Linked DNA regions of Homo sapiens: region 2 is linked to region 1. The links are chromatin loops, found by intact Hi-C in ENCODE. Cell type or tissue: Panc1. All regions are shown on one strand. Each heading gives the region's core, and the rest is flanking DNA. Links, peaks and the distances in the headings are about the cores only. Region 1 has its middle 120 kb from the start of ARRDC3. Region 2 has its middle 250 kb from the start of ARRDC3.

Region 1 (2,926 bases), core at 317-2,816:
GTCCTATATATCATATATAGGTTATTTGATTATTGATGAAACATTAGAAACTTATCTCCTCCTAACAAACTGGAAGAAGACAATTTCAGGCTGACTGATCAGGTCACTCCCCTACAGGTACCAGAAAATAATTGCATGAAATTGGGTAGTTACAGTAAAAAACTGAGGAACTGTAAGAAATGGGATGAGACAAAGGCTATGTCCATATGAATCCAAACATCCAGTCTTTTCACCAGGAATAAACACCAACCCAAATAAGTATTTGATAGGAAGTAGTAAAAACTAGTAACTGGTCAACCAAACTGGTTTCTCAACCAGTTACTTGGTGCCATGTGGTCACAAACATTATGAGAAAGAGAGGCTGGGGGAAATAAGCCATTATTATTTTCATGTTCTTTATTGTTATCAAAGATAAAGAGCTTTATTGTCATCAAAGATAAAGAGCTAATAGAGGCCATTCTGGAAAAAAAAGCTGGTAAGAAAAGTATAGGACTTCATTAGAAACTAAATTTAGAAGAGCTAAAAAAGTACGGAAAAGCAAAAAGCAAGGCATGCAAGCAATAGATAAAATGGAAAGGCTCCTTGCAATGGAAAGACTTTATCAGGGAGTCAGGGCTGTGGAGAGCGGAGAGGATCCGGGAAAAGGAAGGAGGTGAAGAAGTCACAGGTCAGGACAGAGACACAACATGACAAAACCATTGGAATGAAGGAAATAGTTGTAAAGTTACATTAACATTCTAAAATATCAAAAAGTGAAAACAGAATTCCAAAATTCAGAATATTTTATCCACAGTAAAATCTACATAATAATGTAAGGACTATAACAGGAAGGAAAAAGATTTTTTTCCTTTTGAGAAATCTTCATCACATAATTTAGGCAATAAAATTCTGTGGATTTTAACAAAGCAAGATATCTTTGAATAAAATGGCATTCATAAAGATAGCTGAGCTTCCTTCTATTACACTCAGTGAGACCATAAAATCAGAAGAATATCTCACCAACACCTTATCACCATGAAGATATACTGTTCTCATAAATGTAGACGGCAGTAGTCAGAGGACACTGTCTTATGTCTGCTTTCTTTTTATTAAAACTACAATTTAAAATACTATCACAAATGGACAACTAAAGTCTAGATCTAAAGCTGTGGCTACTTTTGAGTGAATTAGTACATTCTTAATCCAAAACTAAAAATATTAACTCTAAATAGATTTACTGGAAGTTACCTTATTTTTCTACAAGTGATATAATGTTCTGCAAAAGGAAACACAGTAGAATAAGAGATCTGTTTAGGATAAAAGCACTCCATTTTTTAACTCCCCCCAACCACCAGTATCATCATGTATCTCTTCATCTCTTCTTCTTAATCCACTTTTTCACTGAAAAAAAAAAAAAAATCTGAAAAGAGAGGGCTGGGAAGGAGGTGCAGCAATTTAACTTTAGTCTTACAGTGACATCTAGTGGTGATAAACGGTTATACTAGCGAATGTGTTCCTATTTAGTATAAAAGTAGAAATTGATCCATTAAAAATGATGTTATTTCAATGAGGATCTTCCATCTCTATGTAAGTGTGGGAAGACCTTTCCTGATTGCTTCTACCACTCTGTGTGTCCTTAGGTGATTAGCTTTTATACTGTTTAACACCCATTTGCTGGCTTTTCTGTCTTGCCTGCGTAAGGTGAAAAGATACAAGATCAAGTCTTGTATTTGCTGTACTCAGGTTCTTTACCCATTCCTTATGCTATAAGTTAATAACATAGGTGATTCAAAATAATCGTTCACGCTGGGTGCGGTGGCTTATGCCTGTAATCCCAACACTTTAGGAAGCTGAGGCGGGCAGATCACCCGAGGTCAGGAGTTGGAGATCAGCCTGGCCAACATGGCAAAACCCCATCTCTACTAAAAACACAAAAATTAGCTGGATGTGGTGGGGTGCGCCTGTAGTCCCAGCTACTTGGGAGGCTGAGGCAGGAGAATCTCTTGTACCCGGGAGGCAGAGTTTGCTGTGAGCCGAGGTCGTGCCACTGCACTCCAGCCAGGGCGACGGAGCCAGACTCTGTCTCAAAAAACTAAAAACTGTTTTTTTAAAAAATGTTGTTCAGCATGTGAGCAAATACTTTACCACACGCAAAACCAGCTTAATAGCAACCTCATTTTACTTTCTTCTTCCTCCAGAGCAACTGAACAAACCCGGGGACAGGTCCCTAAGCCTCTTCATGCCCAGCCTTTCTTTCCTTGGCTTCACAATATTACAGATGCTAAGATCATGAAATTTGAATTTAAATAGACGTAGATTTTATTCTTATCTCCTAAATGTGATCTATGTGACCAGGAAACATTGTTTAACCTCTATAAATTTTAGCTATCTTACTGATGAAATGGAGCTAATCCTTACCTCATAGAGTTTTCGGGGGATTAAATTGGATGATGCATAAGAAGCACCACAGAGCTTGGTCCGGAGAGATTGTTTAATGTGTTTGGTAGTTTGCTTTGGTAATTTTCTTCCACTGAATTCACAAGCAGACAAATATCCTGCCAGTTCCCAAATATTCAACATATATGCCAAGCTGTGTAACTTTACTCAGTTTGTAAATTTACACAGCCAAGCTGCTCCCTTTGGTTAGAATACCCTTTCTTCTGGGCCCAGCTGAAGTATATCCTCTCCCAGAAAGAAAGGCTGCCTTAATAATAATGTCTCTTACATTTCTCCTTTCTCCAGTTCCTAGAGCAGCTATTTGGTTCTTGACATGACCTGCCTTGTTTCACTAATACCCCTTCCAACTAGATTTTACACTGCTTTAGGGCAGGACCCAGGGTCCAGCACTGAACAGTTTCATATAATAGGTACTCAGCAGACACCAGCTGTTTATAATTTTGAAGTTTGGACGTTGTGAAGTTCAGGTGTATGGCATTCCCTTAGGCAA
Region 2 (2,926 bases), core at 321-2,820, 140 kb before region 1:
TATTATATTTTTGTAAATATTGCTTGAAAAGAAGAACTTCAACTTGGGAATTATGCCAGATACAAATACACCTTTCAACTTTAAATTTTGTAATTTTAAAATTTCCCTTTCCAAAAGTTCCTTCGGATAACTTATTATCCTGCTTGAGTTTTTATAAATTGTATGCGTTGCAAGGCAGAATATATTTTGCATTTCTGTCAAAGGTTCAATACCCGTTATAAGTAGAGTTGTGACTATACAAGGACTATAACAAAAGAAATTGCATGATATCCTTACCCTCACAGTGATTACATTCTCTTTCAAAGCAAAATAACTTTAACATAGAGCACAGTCTCTCCTACATTATGGAATGTTAAACTTTCACTCACAAAAAGCTATGCGTTCAGCATATTTACTATAAAAAAGTAGATTTTATTTCACCTATTAACTGATACAAAAGTGTTTTCTCCTTAGAGCCAAGGAGGAAAAAAAGCAAGTGGGTTATAAACACACACATTACAGATAGGTAAATAGATACAAGATAGAAATTCAAACTAATATAAAGATTTGAGCTGCCTTACATTATCGATTTTGGTTAAATGGAAGAAAGAAAGAACATTTTTAGTATAGAAATATGCATATTTATGACATACCTAATTCAGTGTCCAGTTTGTTTTATGATTTTTGTTTACTAAAGAGAAAGAAAAAGAGCTCTCTATACTTTCTGGACAGAAACATCCTGGACTTAACACTAGCCAGCCAAATGTGACCTAACTTTAAACTGCAATTGAAGAGTTAGGTCCTATCAAAACTGCCTACTCATAGGACTCAAAAAATGACCACGTATAAACCCAGTAAATGACCATGCGAATAGACAAGCGAATAAAAGGAAAACTGAAGATCAATCTATAAACTAAGGAACAGAGAATAATTTATTTATGATTGAAAAATAAAAATAAAATATAAGTTTAAAATGTGAATATAAATTTTCATGTGAAGATTGAAGCCATGGTTCTATAAATCTAAATATTCCCTGTACTAAAGTAGTTATAAACAGAAATTAACATTTTATCATTATAGTTTCACCTGGGAAGAAAATTCTGAATTTTACCTATGTCTAAGCAATGCTTTTCTAAATGGATTTTGAGTAAACTCAGAAATGACATCACAAAACAATTAGCCAAGTTCATTAAGGATATTCATTCCAAGTATATTGAGGCTTTAGCCAAGTAGATTGAGGAAAGTAATGACAAATTTTTAATGGCAGCTCATCTCCTTAAAATGAATTTTCTCAAATCTCTTCTGTTGGAACTTGTACAGTTGGAAGCATGCAGTTGATCGTTCCTAACATTTGCATGAATGTGTATGTGCTTGTGAGTGGCCACTATGTGTGAAGTCTAAGGGGACTGCTCCATGTTAATGAGAAACCAAGGAATTTCTCTAGCAGCATCTGGCGTAAGTGTGAATCACATAATTTAAAGTTGCCTTGGACAGCTTTTACTTACATGTCTTGTTTCAAATTTTAGATCTTCTTTCTTAAAAAGCACTTTAGTCTTTATAATATTAAAAGGGGAAAAGTGTTCTACCCTGTGCTTCAAGAAGCAGTTATGGATTGAGCATACGACCACCCCACGCACTCTGGTGGTACAGAATGAACATCACAAGCTCATACTGCTGTTTTCAGGAAACTTGAAAAGGCAGCCAGATGCAACCCAATCTGACAGTAAGCCTCTCATAAGCACAAGTCTGCAATCCATAAGCAGAATTATGAGTCAACTCAATTCACTCTAACAGAATTAGAATCCGAACCGTTTGAATGTAAAAGTCCACCTTGTCTTATCAGATTCCAAGCCTTTTTATTTTTTACATCATCCTTTGTAAAGGTTATAATGTAGATGCTCAGCAAAACTTTCATTAAGAATGTGTCATTTGTAATTTTCACAAGACTTAAAAAAGGAATAATGATATGGAATTTGAAATCAAAGTTGCTTTTATTTGAATTAAATAAAAAATAACTGACAGTAATGAAAGCTACACATTCTATATAGTTTAATGATGTCATTAAATTAAACCCACATCAAACCTTCATTAGAATAACTGCATGATTTTTAAATCAAATTCAACTCTACAATATTGAAGACATATTTTCAGAGAAAAGTAACTTGGCATTAACTTTTTTAAAAAAATGATTTAATTGACTTTCTTCTTGTGCTCCAATTCTTAACAGAAGTGACTTCTAGTTTTTTAAATTCTATTTTTGTTTAAGATATATTACAGAAATGCCAGGGTATAGATGAATTAAAATAGGAATAAGTTGAATGTCTCAAGTATCTCAAATATATACTCTTGTACAGTCTATACCAAATTGATACATAAACTAGAAAACTTATGAAATGACCAAAAATTAGGAGTTCTCACTTGAAGGATTACCTTATATGATTTTACCAAAAATACAGTGTGGCATGCAAACTTGAAGAACTTTGGAAAACAATATGCTTAATTAATCTCAGATAGCAAAAGTATATACAAACAATTTGTCAGCAATGTGATTTATGTGGAAAAATTTAGTTAATCTATAGTTTTATAAGTACTATAATGAGCTACAGCACAAATTATATTTTTCTAATTCAAATAGCAAAAGTTTTACATCGAGATTGAGATCATCATTCTTAAAACATTGTTTTGAGGCTCAAGTTTTTATGACTCAAGTTTCATCAAGAATCTTCATATTTGAATATTCTTTTTGCAACTGTTCTTTGCTTCACTTTTAAACAAGTCTCAGCGTAGCAAGGATGTCTCTGAAAATGAACCTTCTTAGTGCTTATTGAAAAGAAGGTAAGAACAGAAACATGAATTTTTCTTCTAATAGTGACTCCCCCTGAAAATAATAATTAGCTGGTGAAAGGCAATACTGGCTCAGCTGTCAACAGCTCTAAAATCAGAGTCT

Evidence for each region. A loop is a pair of places that touch in the nucleus more often than their neighbours do. Peaks named below come from ENCODE experiments on the same cell type or tissue, not always from the same donor. Only the 100,000 strongest peaks of a DNase experiment are listed, where the experiment ranks them.
Region 2: a loop joins it to region 1, with 4 times the contacts of the local background. A loop is called at or near these places in 17 of 110 quality-filtered maps.

What each region holds. Positions count from the first base shown.
Region 1 is chr5:91,498,664-91,501,589 of GRCh38, reverse strand. No RefSeq gene overlaps it. Among named protein-coding and RNA genes, the nearest start is that of ARRDC3, 120 kb to the right of the region's middle. In Panc1, for the core only: CTCF peaks have their summits at 1,280 and 1,481 (motif pointing left); a DNase peak (open chromatin) is centred at 1,449; H3K27ac peaks cover 1,107 bases.
Region 2 is chr5:91,635,245-91,638,170 of GRCh38, reverse strand. No RefSeq gene overlaps it. Among named protein-coding and RNA genes, the nearest start is that of ARRDC3, 250 kb to the right of the region's middle. In Panc1, for the core only: CTCF peaks have their summits at 1,426 and 1,627; no DNase peak of the experiment used is centred there; H3K27ac peaks cover 555 bases.